Linked DNA regions of Homo sapiens: region 1 is linked to region 2. Evidence: read pairs that join two places in POLR2A ChIA-PET (ENCODE). Cell type or tissue: OCI-LY7. All regions are shown on one strand.

The links. Peaks named below come from ENCODE experiments on the same cell type or tissue, not always from the same donor. Only the 100,000 strongest peaks of a DNase experiment are listed, where the experiment ranks them.
Region 1: POLR2A ChIA-PET joins it to region 2 with 10 read pairs; 2 of 35 experiments call an interaction of 5 or more read pairs at or near these places.

What each region holds. Positions count from the first base shown.
Region 1 is chr12:96,323,483-96,331,482 of GRCh38, reverse strand. It overlaps CDK17 (cyclin dependent kinase 17), which reads left to right. Exons shown (of 17, transcript NM_002595.5): 3 at 7,371-7,535. Among named protein-coding and RNA genes, the nearest start is that of CDK17, 73 kb to the left of the region's middle. In OCI-LY7, a CTCF peak has its summit at 3,356 (motif pointing right); DNase peaks (open chromatin) are centred at 3,392, 3,922 and 4,382; H3K4me3 peaks cover 2,767 bases; H3K27ac peaks cover 4,123 bases.
Region 2 is chr12:96,035,266-96,043,265 of GRCh38, reverse strand. LTA4H (leukotriene A4 hydrolase) reads left to right here and starts at 7,679. Exons shown (of 19, transcript NM_000895.3): 1 at 7,679-7,905. The coding sequence starts at 7,747. It overlaps TRD-GTC2-8 (tRNA-Asp (anticodon GTC) 2-8), which reads right to left and starts at 7,245; the gene lies at 7,174-7,245. RefSeq lists enhancers at 6,921-6,970, 6,991-7,040, 7,481-7,900 and a silencer at 7,951-8,000. In OCI-LY7, no CTCF peak of the experiment used is centred here; a DNase peak (open chromatin) is centred at 7,585; H3K4me3 peaks cover 1,467 bases; H3K27ac peaks cover 769 bases.

The DNA of each region.
Region 1 (8,000 bases), 290 kb before region 2:
ATGCTAAAAAAAAAAAAGTTGAAAGTTTGCAAATTTGGTTCATTTAAGGATTCTGGCCTTAACTCAATACACCTTTCCCTAAATATGAAATAAAATTTTTGCAGAAAAATTTCCAAACTGAAATGTACAAAATATTTTTTTCTGTAGTGCCTGGAAGAAAAAGAATTTTGAGCCCATCAGTTTTCTTTTTACTAACTGAGAAGTGTTTAATGTTCAGTTTTTAAAAACCTGTCAAGGCCAAGCATGGTACCAGGCTTATGCCTGTAATCCCAGCACTTTGGGGAGGCCGAGGTGGGCAGATCACTGGAGGTAAGGAGTTCTAGACTAGCCTGGCCAACACGGTGAAACCCCGTCTCTACTAAAAATACAAAAATTAATGGAATGTGGTGGCGCACGCCTGTAGTCCCCCACCTGCTCAGGAGGCAGGAGAATTGCTTGAACCCAGGAGGCGGAGGTTGCAGTGAGCCGAGATGGCACCCCTGCATTCCAGCCTGGGTAACAGAGCTAGACTGCATCTCAAAAACAAACAAACAAACACACCTGTCAAAAATTAATTTACCTCAGTTCTTCAAAAAGTTAAACATAGACTTACTATATGACCCAACAATTCTGTTCCTAGGAATATACCCCAAATAATTGAAACAGGTAATCAAAGTCTTGTACACAAATATTTATATTTGTAGCAGCACTATTCACAACAGCTAAGGTGTAAACAACCCAGATGCCCATCAACAGATGAATGGATAAACAGAATGTGGTCTGTCCATAGAATGGAATATTATTCAATACATAAATGAATGAAGAGCTATGTGCTGTAGCATAGATGAACTTTGAAAACTGAAAGGAGCCAGACCCAAAATACTCTATGATTCCATTTATATGAAGTATCCAGAATAGGTAAATCCATAGAGACAAAAAGTAGATGAGTGGTTCCCAGAGGCTGATAGGGAGAAAAGACTGAGGAGTGACTGGTTATTGTGTATGGGATCTCCTTTAGCAATATGAAAATGTTTTGGAACACAGGGAGGTGATGGTTGTACCACATTGTAAGTATATGAAATGCCACTGAATTGTATACTTTAAAATGGTTAATGTTATAAGAATTTCATCTCAATAAAAAATTCAGTTCATCTGAGCTTCAGCTTTCCCTCATAAACACTCAATGTATTTGATGTCTTTTTTTTTTTTGCTGTCACTGCAGCAGAACAGATGTTTGATAAGTCTTAATTCTATTTTAAGACTTATCACAGAAAGTTATATTTCAGAATCTTGTGTTTACATAGCCTTGAACTTATTTTTTCTTGTAATGGGACGATATATTGAGATTATTGAATTTGATGAGAATAGGTGACAATTTAAATGTGAGGAAGAGAATAAATCACAGTTGTAGAAAGGTAAAATTATGTTTTATTGCACATATACTACTTGAGACTTCTTGACCAACTGAAATTCTTCAGCTAATGTACATGTTCCCAAGAAGTGTAGTCAGATAAACCTAACAGAATGTCACTTATCATGATTATTTAGCATTAGAAGTAACACCAAAAAGCAAAGATTAAAATGACCTGGTTTTCCTGATATTCCAAATTCTCATTCTTAACAGCTCCGTTTGTACACTGGAGCAATTTGTCAAGTTTGGAGTCAACAAATTCCAGTTTTATGGATATTGTGAGCCTCTGTCTTTCACCTAGGTCTCTTTATCTTGCTGATCTCTTACATGTTAGCTGTGACAGTTTGTCTTCGACAGTTTGTGGTTACATCATAACAGTAATTGTTTTTTACAACAGTGGATAACATAGGGAGTTTAAGGAGGACTAACTCCAACAAATAGCACAAGTTCCTTGAAAGGTTGACGCTGAAGGCATAAACTCCATTGGATATATGTAGGATCTAGAATGGGATCAGGCTAGTAATAATGTTTGAAAGAGCAGGTTTGGGAGGAGGGAATGGCTTAGGCTACAAGTTGGGCTATGAAATTGCATGTTCCTGATCATAGTTCACGTAATGAAAAGATCTAGATAAATAAGATGCCAAATAACGTTTCTTAGTGGAATCATAATGATTATCATGTTGTGGTGGTAAAAATCATTGGAAATCCTTACTTGGAACTAATTATAGAGTATAAAAGATCTGCAATTTTTCATATAGATTTCTATTACTTTTTAAAAGTTATGGTAAAATATATATAATACAAAGTTTAACATTTTATAGTATACAGTTCAGCAGCATTAAATACGTGTCTATTTACATTGCGTAACCATCACTGCTACCCATGTCTATAACTTTTTCATCATCCCAAACTGAAACTCTGTACCCATTAAACAATACCTCCACATTCCCTCCTCTCCCCAGCCCCTGGTAACCACCATTCTACTGTCTATGAATTTGCCTATTCTAGGTACCTCATATGAGTGGAACCATATAATATTTGTCCTTTTGTGTCTGACTTATTTCCCTTAGCATATTGTCGCCAAGGTTTCCATTACTTTTTAAAATACAGAGTGTTATTATCTTATTGAATTGGCCAGCTAATTAGTTTCAAGTTCTGGAAGTGTTAGAATATTTTATTGTATTTTATTGTGGCTCTCTCATGGGCCGCAATCTCTTCTCTGTCTATACCCTCTCCTTGGGTGACCTCCTCCAACCCTACAATTTCAACTACCATATATATGTTGACTACTCCTAAGTCTGAATCTCCAGTTAGGATCTTCATCTGGATCTCTAGATTCATATTTAAATGCCTTCTTGTCTTCTCCACATGGATGTGTAATGGGAATCTTAGACTTCACATGACCAAATCAGAATTCTTGATTTCCTTTCTCCAAAATCTGCCTCTACTCAAACTTTGCTCACTTAACCAGTTACTAAAACTAAAAATCTAGGCATTGTCCCCAATTCTTTTCTCTCCTTTACTTTACTGTTGTCTCCTCCCTGCCCCCAACCCCCACCATTGTAGCTTCCTATTTTTTACCACATAAATAACTTAGAAACTCATGATTATGATAGTCATCTGTATCAGTGGTCCCCAACCTTTCTGGCATCAGGGACCAGTTTTGTGGAAGACAGTTTTTTCACAGACTGAGGTTGGGGGAATGGTTTCAGGATGATTCAAGCATAGTATATTTATTTTGCCTTTTATTTCTATTATTATTATATTGTAATATATAATGAAATAATTACATAACTCACCATAATGTACAATCAGTAAGAGCCCTGCCCTTGTCTTCCTACAACTAGATGGTCCCATCTGAAGGTGATGGGAGACAGTGACAGATTATCAGGCGTTAGATTATCATAAGGAGCATGCAACCTAGATCCCTCGCATGCACAGTTCACAACAGCGTTAGTACTCCTATGAGAATCAGTGCCACCACTGATCTGACAGGAGGTGGAGCTCAAGCAGTAATGTGAGCAATGGGGAGTGGCTGTAAATACAGATGAAGCTTTGCTCACTTGCCAACTGCTCACCTCTTGGCCTGGTTCCTAACAGGCCATGGACCAGTACTGGTCTGTGACCCAGGAGTTGGGGACCCCTGATCAATGTGACTGATACACAATTCCAGTTATAGTCCATTAACACATCATATTTCATATATGTTTAACAGTTGATCTGGTAAAGATTTAAAAATATTTTGGGGCTAGGCATGGTGGCTCATTGTAATCCCAGTGCTTTGGGAGGCTGAGGTGAGGAGGATCACTTGAGCCCAGGAGTTTGAGACTAGCTGGGAAACATAGCAAAACCCCATCTCTACCAAAAAGACACAAATTAGCCAGGTGTGATGGTGTGTGCCTGTAGTCCCAGCTATGGTGGGGAGGATGAAGTGGGAGGACCACATGAGCCCAGGTGGTTGAGGCTGCAGTGAGCTGTGACTGCACCACTGCACTTCAGCCTGTGCAACAGAGCAAGACCCTGCCTGGAAAAAAAGAAAAAAAAAATATTTGAATAGATGTTTTTACTATAAATGCTGACTAAAAGCTGGGTGGTAGGAGTGTGTGTGAAACTAATTTAGCAGTCGTGTCTGCTGGCCTGTTGCTTCTGCCTTTGTAATATGTCCTAAATCTGCCTGCTTCCCTCCATCTTCAGTACAGCCACCCTAGTCTAAGCCACCAACATTTGTTACTTAGGGTACTGTAGTAATCTCCTCCTTTTGCTGTTGATTCCCTATTGCCTGTTTTTCAAACAGCAACCAAGATGATATCTTAAAAAATTGTTTTCAGTAATTACAAATATAAAGGAAGTTACAAAGATTATATAGAAAGGACCCATACTTGTACCCTTCTCCCAATCCCCCCACCATTGGTTCCATCTTATGTAACTATAGAACCCAGGAAACAGATACTGGAATAAAGTCTAAATATAGTTCTGTGTCATGTCCTCACCTGTGTTGATTCGTATAACCACTGCAATCAAGATTAAGAACTGTTTCATCATGACAATAGATCTCTCGTGTTACCTTTTGTAGTCTTCCCTACCCCCTTACCTCCTACTATCTTTAACCCTTCACAGTGATATTTTTGAAACATGAATCAGATCATATCACTCTCCTGCTTCAAAGCTACCGTAACTGCTTCCAATCTGAGAATAAAATTCAAACTTTTATGGTGAAGTATAAAGTGTTGAATGACTTGTTCCCTCCTTACCTCTGTGGTCTCACCTGGTACCACTGTTGCCCGCACGGTTAGGTACTATAGCTACACTTGCCTTCTTTCTAGTCCTCTAACACAGTGGTTCTCAAAGTGTGATCCCTGGACCAGCAATGTCAGCAGGACCTGGGAATTTGTTAGAAACACATATTTTTAGATTCCACACCAGACCTACTGAACCAGGAAGTCTGTGGGTGAGACCGAGCAATCTCATGTTTTACAGATCCTTGATGATTCTGAAGCATGTTAAAGTTTGAGGACCACTGTTCTAACAAGTCGAACTCTGCCATATGTCGGCTTTTCATTAGCTTTTTTCTCTATCTGGAATATCCTGTTATCCACAACTTAACCATCTTCCCTGACTGGCTCTTTCTTGCATTTAAATTTCTGTTAAAAATATCTCAGCAGAGAGAACTTTCCTCAATATACAGTGTAAAATAACTAGCTACTCATTTCCACATCCCTCTATTTTAGTCTTTTGCATATCGCCTGTCATTACCTGACTTCGTGTGTGTGTCTTTTCCCTGTTAGGTTTTATGCACTCTGAGATCAGTACTTTGTTTTGTTCACCAGTTGATGCCCAGTGCCTAGAATAGTGTTTATCAAATAGTATGTCCTTATGATCCCCATTTTTTTTCTATATTCTCCAGAACAATCAAGCTGTATTCTCCAGGACAGCTTTACAGAGCAACTAAAATGTTGTCTGTAGGCAAAAGATTTGCATAATTTGTTTTTAATATTTGAATGTTGTGATATTTCACATGTGAAATAACCTAGAAAGAGAAAAAAATCTTCATTTTTCTTTTCTCTTTCTTGAGACAGGGTATTACTTTGCCACCCAGGCTGGAATGCAGTGGCATTATCTTAGCTCACTGCAGCCGCAAACTCCTGGGCACAAGTGATCCTCCCACTCTAGCCTCCTGAGTAGCTGGGACTACAGGTGCATGCCATCATGCTTGGCTGAGAAAAATCTTATTGTATGCTGTAGCCTGTATTATCCCACATTGTTTGTAATTATTTATGCATTTATATCAGATAGCCCCTCTTCATTCATTATTAAATCATTGATTATTTTGCTTCACTTAAGATCCCCAAATTCTTTATCAGTTAGGTACTGCCAGGGAATGTACAGATCACAGGAAACTTTAGACACATGTTCTGTATTACTAGGTAGGCATTTGCCCCTACCTCCAGTCTGTCTTTGACCCAGATTAGATAGCTTGGACCTTGGGTGAGCCTTTGGGCCCTTATGCCCCATCCTTCTTATACCCTTTTAGGCAACCAGTATTCGTAGAGGCTCAGGCCACATGGCCTTCTTGGCCCATTTCTCTGGAGCCCATACCCTGGTCCTGTTCTGCGGATCCTAAGATTTTCTTGTGAGAGAAGCCTTTCACTTTAAGGCTTGTAGCCAACTCCTGTCAACCTGTCCTTAGTTGAGAAACCTTAGTTGAGAAACAGGTAGAGGAATCCCCTGATCAGGAGGTATCCTTATGCCTGATTGTTAACTGCAGAAGAATAGTTGGCTTCATTTTAAAAAGGAATCCCCTGATCAGGAGGTATCCTTATGCCTGATTGTTAGCTACAGAAGAATAGTTGGCTTCATTTTAAAAAGAAGGTATTCAGAGCAGCCCAGTTCTTTTTAAAACTCCTTGGCTGCTATCAGTAAAAACAAAATTCTAATATAGAAGACTAATTGTGTATCACAAGACTTGTATCTTTAACCTGTATCAGAGCTCTTCTTTGGAGGTGGAAAGGAGTCAAGAGATTCCTGATAAACATTACAAAACAGTTTCTCCCCCATGCATAATTAAATAGCTTTTAAGTATTATATTTTTTTAATGTTTCTGCTTGGTTATGGGTCTGTGATTGTTTAAAAACTCTTTATATTAATCCCAAATTCAGGGGAATAAACTTGGAGCCTCTGTATTGATATGTATTTAGGTACTTCGGTTTTATTCACTAATTGACATACCATTTTGAATGTCCAGCAAACAGGGATGTAAATTCCTTTAGGCCGGGACCATGTCTTTTATATTCTAAAGCATGCTTAATTTCTTTTTTTTTTTCTTTTTGAGACGGAGTCTTGCTCTGTCGCTTAGGATGGAGTGCAGTGGCGTGATCTTGGCTCACTGCAACCTCTGCAACCCGGGTTCAAGCAGTTCTCCTGTCTCAGCCTCTTGAGTAGCTGGGACTACAGGCGCATGCCACCATGCCCAGCTAGTTTTTGTGTTTTTAGTAGAGATGGAGTTTCACCATATTGATCAGACTGGTCTCAAACTCCTGACCTCAGGTGATCCGCCTGCCTCGGCCTCCCAAAGTGCTGGGATTACAGGTGTGAGCCATGCACCCAGCCAAGCATGCTTAAAATAAGGCACACAGGTAGTCAATAAATGGAGGAGTGGTATGGAAACAATCTTGAGATACACTAAAATAAACAAATGGATGAAAATTTGGTTGGGTATATTAGTAGTTTTGTGGTTCTTAGCCACTTTTGATTATATAAGAAATAGATGGTTATTAGACCAACTTAAAATATTCAAGTATTTTCTTAAGTATTTTTTCAGAGAAACTATTTTAATTTTAATACTGTGTATAGTTAAGCAAAGCAATGAGGCTAAATGTACTAATCTCTGTTACAACTTTTTGTTTTGCTTTCTGAATCCTTCTCATGTGATCCTGGATCTTGGACTGATGATGGAATGATTTTCGAATTCTATGAACCACAGAGCCTATTGTGAAGAATGGCAGGCCTCCAACGTCTCACAGTATGCATTCCTTCCTCCACCAGTACACAGGATCTTTCAAGAAGCCCCCATTGCGGAGACCACACAGTGTTATTGGAGGGAGCCTTGGCTCCTTCATGGCAATGCCCAGAAATGGAAGCAGATTAGGTAATTTGATTACTTGTCTGTTGTGTTTACCTTTCTGATTATACGTCATGCACATAGTTAAGTTTTAATTAAGCAACTTTTATTATCTCGTTTCTTCTGTCAGATAAAAATCAAGTTGAGATCAAGAGGAATAGCAGAAGGATGGAAAGTTCTAGAGAGGTAGTAGTGCTGACAATACAGGGAAGTAATATTTGAAAAACCTGTCCATCAGGAGGGAAATGAAACCCATAATAAATGGATGCAGTATTTCAAGATGAATGGCAGTTTGGGATGGTGTTTATTTTAGGGTAATGCCTCAGTAACTTTTCAGATCATCACCATATAAAGCCTATTATAATGAATAGTATATGTGGTTATCACCTGAATTGTTTCTTCTTCTGTCATTATGTCTTTAAATATCCAAGAAAAAAGAATTGCAAGTTTCTGTTTATTCCTCTGGCCTTTTTTGATGATGCCTTATGTTTT
Region 2 (8,000 bases):
GGCATGTGAGGTTCTTTCAAGTCGAGTCCCTGCCTACCCCTTCAATTCACCTCCCGGGTCTACCCGACATGTTCTCACTTTGCCAACTACTGCAGGTTGCGTCAGGGAGTTTTCTAGGCAGAATGTGGAGAAAGCAAAGAGGAGCAACATGTTTCTGGAGAAATAACACAAAAGCGAAGAAGTGGAGTTGTGAGATAGGCTGATGTGAAGGTGCAGTCCAAGGACAGAGTGCTTTGGGGGAAGAATGAAGTATGAGATGGGAATGGTAAGCAGGATCAAGATCCTGACAGACCTGGTGGCCACAGTAAGACTGGTCATTTATCAATCATGAACATTGCTGTGGACCAATATATAGAAATAAGTTTGATTTAGCTGAGCATGGTGGCTCACGTCTGTAATCCCAGTGTTCTTGGACCAAAGTGAGGGTCAGGCTGCTGTTTCTCGTGGCCCAATAATGAGATGCAGGTGAACTGGGGAGGAAGCGAGTTTTTATTTCTGTAACCGGTTACAGGAATAGGGACCTTTATTTTTTTCTAAGGAGAAGGCCTGGAAATTATCACCAGACCAACTCAAAATTACAAAGTTTTCCAGAGCTTATATACCTTCTAAGCTATATGTCTATATGTAAGTGTGCATTCATCTAAAGACGTAGGTGATTAACTTCTTTCCGTCTATAACTAAGGTCTGAGTCTTGAAGACCTTCCTGTGGAGCGTCAGTAAATTAATCTAAATGGGTGCAGGTGCTGGGGTGATTATCCTTATCTTGTCTCCTGCTAAATCATGGAGGTTTGGGGAGTTCCTTCAGACTCCCAATAAACTTGTTTAATCATGCTTTAAGGTTCAGGAAAGGCCTAGGCAAAACTCTTGGTGGGCTTTTGTTACATTCCAGCCTTTGCATAAGGGTACTGGATTTTAATATTTAATTTAACCACTCAGTCAGTACTGAAACAGTTGTTATGGAGGCCTGCGTTAGTGGACCTGGCCTGCCATACCAGCACTTTCTGGGAGGCTGAGATGGGCACATTGCTTGAGCTCAGGAGCTCGAGACCAGCCTGGGCAACATGGCAAAACCCTGTCACTACAAACAAACAAACAAACAAACTAAAAATACAAAAATTAGCTCGGCGTAGTGGCTTGTGCCTGTGGTCCCAGCTACTCAGAAGGCTCAGGTGGAGGATCACTTGCGCCCAGGAGGCAGAGGTTTCAATGATCTGAGATCGTGCCACTGCACTTCAGCCTGGGTAACAAAGCAAGACCCTGTCAAAAAAAAAAAAAAAAAGAAAAAAAAACAAAAAGAAACGTTTAATTTAAAACTAGGGGTTTATGGCCAGGCGCGGTGGCTCACGCCTGTAATCCCAGCACTTTGGGAGGCTGAGGTGGGCGGATCACGAGGTCAGGAGATTGAGACCATCCTGGCTAACACGGTGAAACCCCATCTCTATTAGAAATACAAAAAATTAGCTGGGCGTGGTGGCGGGCGCCTGTAGTCCCAGCTACTCAGGAGGCTGAGACAGGAAAATGGCGTGAACCCGGGAGGCGGAGCTTGCAGTGAGCCGAGATTGTGCCACTGCACTCCGGCCTGGGCGACACAGAGAGACTTTGCCTCAAAAACAACAACAACTGGGGGTTTATACTACTTTGAAGATAATAAGCTGAGTGATTTAACTTGGTGTAAAGGGGGATACACATTTCTTTTTTTGTTTTTTTTTTAATTGACATAAAAAGTGTATGTATTTATGGGGTATAGTGTGATGTTTTGATGCATGTAGAGGATACACATTTCTGTAAAAAAGAGGCAAGAGGCAGAGTTTAATCAGGAGCTAGCTAGACCACATCAGCAGGCAGAGCAAAGGGAGGAAACCATTCTGTTTAAATGGCAACATGGTCTCGAAGAGCACCCAACTGTGGAGTCCAGAGGTACTGCTGCAGTCTTCCATGTCATTTCTCAGAAAATTAGGGTTCTCAACTCTTACAAACATCAAATGCCAAAACAACAACAACAAAAAAGTGAACTTATACAAGAAATGAGACTCATCTTTCATTTTAATATAATTTCAGATTTAAAAAATCATAAAAGCATACAAATATAATATTATAATATACTGTGAATAACTGGTTATTTAAAAAAAATTTGCCAAAGCTTTCTTTAAAAAAAAAGCTTACGTTCATCTTTTAATCCCTTGGATTGTATGCCAAAAATTCTAGTATTTGAAAATGGGCCTTAAATCAAAAAAGGCAGATAATATCAACTGGCAATGTTAGTAAGACCTTGAAGGATTTTAAGCAGGGGAGTGAGATGATTACATTAGAAAGAATGCTCTAGCAGATAACACAAGCAAGAAGGAAGAAAGATCTGTCCACGATAATGTGGTGGAAAACCAACAGATAAGGGCAAGTATCTGGGGCAAAACTGATAAACTCACCCAACTGAGACCAGGAGTCTTAGTAAAGATTGAGTTCCCTGTGAAGGACAGAAAACCCAAGATAACACTGTCTTAAACAAAGTAGAAATTTATTTCTTTGAGAAATTCAGAGCAGTTCACATGGGGTTTCCATGATCCCCAGAGACCTGGCTATTTCCAGCTCATGGCTCCTTCTACCTTGCTGCTCCACCACTCTCAGCACATGGCTCCAACATCATGATACAACATGGTAGTCAGAGCTCTAGCCATCAATGTATCTTATCTACATTCCAGGAAAAGAATAGAGAAAAGGTTAAAAAGAAAATAAAGTTACTGTTAAGGACACTTCCTGGGAGTCATAATTGACAATTCCACTTACATGCCATTGGACAGAACTTAATGGTATGGCCTAACTGCAAAGAAGGTTGGGAAATGTCTACTTCCGGGTGGCCATGTGTCCAGCTAAACATGGAAGGTTTTACTACTAAGGATGAAAAGATATATAGGTATTAGAAGACAACTAATGATCTCTATCATGCCAGATGTATAACCTGGAGAGGAAAGAAGAAAGGCAGATTATTGAGGAGTGTGTGAGGGCACTGCATTAACTTGTAGGACTTTGTACCTTCAGAATTGTTCTTTCCCAAACACATCTCTACTTCTGGCCCCACGCCTTGATTCCTGCTAAGTCCACCTGAAAAATCTGCCCACCTCCCACTCCCCATGCTCAATCCTACCATTTTTCCTATTAATATTCGGCTCATCCTTCAAATCCCATCTCAAATGCTATGTTAATCATGACGTTATTCTTGACTTTCTCCAAAGGGATAGAACTTGTCCCTCTAGAATTTCATGTATAGTTTTTCTAGGGCCTTAGTCTCCTCTTAACACCATGTTGTCTTAGGTCATTAGTACAGCTGGGTACTAGAGTATAAATTATCCAAGAGGTAAGACAGAACCTTCCCCAATTATTTTCTAGGTAGCACAGTGTAGTAGAATGCATCTAATAAATATCTGCAAATTACATCGACTATTTCAAGAAAGGAAAGGTATATGTAAAGGAAGGGGAGAAAACAATGTAAAGTCTTTTTGCCCTTTTAAGGGAAGCATTTGTGCAACAATTGAAATTTCCCGTAAATGCATTTCAAAACATATCTTTGCTAATGTTGCCATTCCTTTTTAGAGGCCTAATTTGGTGTGACTTGTTTTGCTGTACAAACCGTGGTTGCTTCTCACTTCCCAGGTTGTCCTAAAAGCTCTTGCTAACACAACAAGGAAAAATAACATTACAGTGGTTAAAATAGACAAAAGCCAACAGCAATAATCATATTAGCTAACATGTAACAAATGCCCAATCTGTTTCAATCACAGTGCCAAGCAGTTCCCATACTTTATCTCATTTCATCTTTTCAACAACTGCACGGGCCACAGGTGCCTCAATTATCCTGAGGGGATTGAGGGATTAAGTAACTTTTCCAGGTGAATAGCAGGGCTGGAATTCTTCCTGTTCATATGGCTCTATAAATATAGGTATTATTTCTTTTCATAATATTTTATATAGATCATCTTTTCATCTTTAAGTCTCCTTTGGTAACTAAACCCTGATATTACCCTTCTTTTATTATTATTATTACTATTATTTGTAGAGACAGGGATTCACCACATTGCCCAGGCTGAACTCAAACTCCTGGGCTCAAGCAATCTGCTTGCCTCAGCTTCCCAAAGTGCTGGGATTACCGGTGTGGGCCACTGTGCCCAGCCTTACCCTTCTTTTATAGATGCAGTGGAAAGCCTCATTTTTTGAAGCATTCTCAATTCCCCATTGGATATCAATAATACTCCAATTGCTTGTAAATTGCAAATTTTGTACATTCTATATTTGGGGTGAGTGGTATCTCAGAAAACAATTCCTACTGTAATTTATTTTTTGATGAATATATTAATGGAGGAATTTATTTGTGGTTGTGTGTGGATATTTTTATTTAAACACAAGTGGCATAAACTCTGTGGGTTCCTGGTAATCAATAATAGAAGATGATGATAATGACGTTCTTATTAAAACAAACTATCCTTTCTCCATACTAGATAAATAAGATGATTTGACTGTGTATTATTTGACTAAATGAATTCTATGTTATCTATTGTATTTGTCACCCTAGATTTGGTGACCTCAAAAAATGTTTGCGGCTCTGTGTGGTGGCTCGTACCTGTAATCCCAGCACTTTGGAAGGCCAAGGCAGGTGGATCCCTTGAGCTCAGAAGTTTGAGACCAGCTTGGGCAACATGACAAAACCCCATCTCTAAAAAAATATAAAAATTAGCCAGGCGTGGTGGCGGGCGCCTGTAGTCCCAGCTACTTGGAGGCTGAGGCACGAGAATCGCTTGAGTCCAGGAGGTTGAATGTGCAGTTACCCATGATCATGCCACTGTATCCAGCCTGGGCAACAGGACATTTGCCAAAAAAATCCGAAAATGCAAATGTTGATGACAAATTCTTACACCCTATGAATTAGGACCTATGCATGTGTAAGGTATTAGATTTCATAGTTTGGGATTTTTTGGTTTTATTTTGTTTTCCTTTGGCTTGCAGGGGCCAACACAAGGATATCCAGAAATATAGCAGTTTTTTGTTGTTGTTGCTGGAGCTAAATTTCGTCACTTTTGATAGAGAATTGAACCATACCAGCATGCTAAACCCATCAACTATCCCTCACACCTCTGAAATCTTTACTTTCTTCTTCTCTACCTTTTTGCCTCTGAGTCGATCCTTCTGCAGAAACTTTCCTCTTCTCCAGAAGCCCTTTCACCTGTATATCTAAACATGTTAAAGTTTTCTCTTGCCTTAAAAAGCAAACATTAAAAAAATTCTTTCTCGGCCGGGCGCGGTGGCTCACGCCTGTAATCCCAGCACTTTGGGAGGCCGAGGTGGGTGGATCACGAGGTCAGGAGATGCAGACCATCCTGGCTAACACGGTGAAACCCCGTCTCTGCTAAAAATACACACACAAAAAATTAGTCGGTCTTGGTGACGGGCGCCTGTAGTCCTTGGAGGCTCAGGCAGGAGAACGGTGTGAACCCGGGAGGCGGAGCTTGTGTGAGCCGAGATTGCGCCACTGCACTCCAGCCTAGGCGACAGAGCGAGACTCCGTCTCAAAAAAAAAAAAAAAAAAAGCTTTCTCAATGCTGCATTCCTCTCTAGCTTCCCCTTTATCTTCCCTTCTCACATTGGCCAAGCAACTTGACAGTGGTTTATGCTTCACCTCCCTCTTCTCTTCATTGCTCAATCCACTACTCTCTGGCTTCCATCTTCAACCAAATCACGACAGTCAACAAAATCACCACCTTCCCCATTCTCACCCCACTGCCAAATCTAGAGAATTTTCACTTCTTACTTCGGTGGTCCTCGGGACTGCATCTGGCATTGTTGGTTGGCTCTTTCTGGTTTATTTCATGGGTTTCTCTTCCTCTAGCCCTTTTTAAAACAATAAATTCTGGTGTTCTCTCAGCTTCCAACCTGTTTTCATTACCCTTCTCTTTACACACTCTTCTTGGGTTGAGCTTACCCACTGTCATAATTTCATCCACCACGTTATGTGACGTGGTCATGTCTACCTGGCACTTCCCCAGAGCTGTGGACTTAAATATCCAAGTGACTCATGGACATCTCCACTTCCACTCCCATAGGTTCTCAAATTTCATATGTCCAAAATTGAATTTAGCATCTTCCCCTTAAATCTGTCTGATTTAGTTTGAATATATGTCCCTACCAAATCTCATGTTGAATTATAATCTCCAGTGTTGGAGGTAGGGCCTGGTGGGAGGTGTTTGGGTCACGGGGGCAGAGCCCTCATGGCCTGGTGCTGTCCTCGCCACAGTGTCTTGTGGGATCTGATTGTTTAAGTGTGTGGCACCGGCCCCGCAATCTCTTGCTCTTGCTCGGGCCATGTAGAGGCCTGCCCCTTCTTCACCTTCTGCCATGATTGTAAGCTTCCTGAGGCCTACCTGGAAGCATACTGGAGCTATGCTTCCTGTACAGCCTGCGTAACTGTAAACCAATTAAACCCCTTTTCTTCCCAGTCTCAGGTATTTATAGCAATGCAAGTACAGCCTAACATACTGTCCTCTTCATATAGACTACTACCTCTGGTTAATGACTAGCCAGCCACTGAAGCCGAAAGCCTGGGCCACCTTCGTCTCCTCTCAATCTGTGAATCCACTTATATAAGTATTCCTTCTATTCATTCCTTCCTCTCTATCCTAACTTACTACTTACCTATGTCAGGCCCCCAGCATCTTCTGATTGAGCCATTTTAATAGTTTCCTAAATCTCCTGCTAATGGTTTTGATACCGCATTTTATAACATGAGTCTGACCATGCTTTATCAGTCGCCTGCTGAAAACTCTTCAGTGGGTCCCCCATTAATGCACCCAGGATTAAAAGGCCACCTATTTAAGGTCCTTCGAAACCTAGCCTCTTCCAATTTTTCCAGTTTTAATTTTGAGGCCCCACCCTAAAGGCAAGGCATCCTTCAATCCTCCTTCACCTGCCACAAAGGCCCCAGAGCTGAGCTAGATGTCCCAGCTCTGTACTCCCATTGCGACCAGTGCATAACTTTTATAGAAATTCATTAGTTTCTAAGATGGGAATGTTGGCTTTCTCCGTTTGAGAGATGCAGGTTCTGGGGATATACATAATAAACACTGAAACTGACAAAACAACTGTTTAAACCTTGAATTACTTACAGCTAAAAACAAAAAACAATTACTGTGCCTCCCCGTCGGGGAATCGAACCCCGGTCTCCCGCGTGACAGGCGGGGATACTCACCACTATACTAACGAGGAACCGCACGAAAGAAAGCCTTCTGATAGGCCTTTTCTACGTTTTTGCTCCGCCCCGCCCTCGCTATATGCAAACACCAATGAACCTGATTTTCTTACGTTTGCCACCACAGCTTCCACGAAAGTTGAACAGAGCCAAAATGGTAGTGTTCAGTTTTATCTCCCCCTCCATTCTCATCATTTCCCTTCGGCCACCCTTCTAACTGCCCCTACTCCCCTCCTCTTCTTCAGCTCCAGGAGCACGCTTGGTCCCCCTCAACATCCCTAACACACACGCTCCCAGGTAGCCAAGCGCCCGCTTGCCGCGCGGCACCATGGAACTTGTAGTTCCTTCACCCATCCCCCAACGCTCGTCTGACTTTAAGAAACTTCCTTTCCCGGCGTGCACCGCGAATCCCTCCTCCTCTTCTTTACCTCTCTCCCTCCTCCTCAGGTTCTCTATCGACGAGTCTGGTAGCTGAGCGTTGGGCTGTAGGTCGCTGTGCTGTGTGATCCCCCAGAGCCATGCCCGAGATAGTGGATACCTGTTCGTTGGCCTCTCCGGCTTCCGTCTGCCGGACCAAGCACCTGCACCTGCGCTGCAGCGTCGACTTTACTCGCCGGACGCTGACCGGGACTGCTGCTCTCACGGTCCAGTCTCAGGAGGACAATCTGCGCAGCCTGGTACAGTGGGGCGCCTGCCCAGTGCCCGCCTCTCCCGGGCTCCCTGCCCCTCGACCCTAGTCCTTGCGGGCTCCCGGATCTCCGGCTCACCCCGC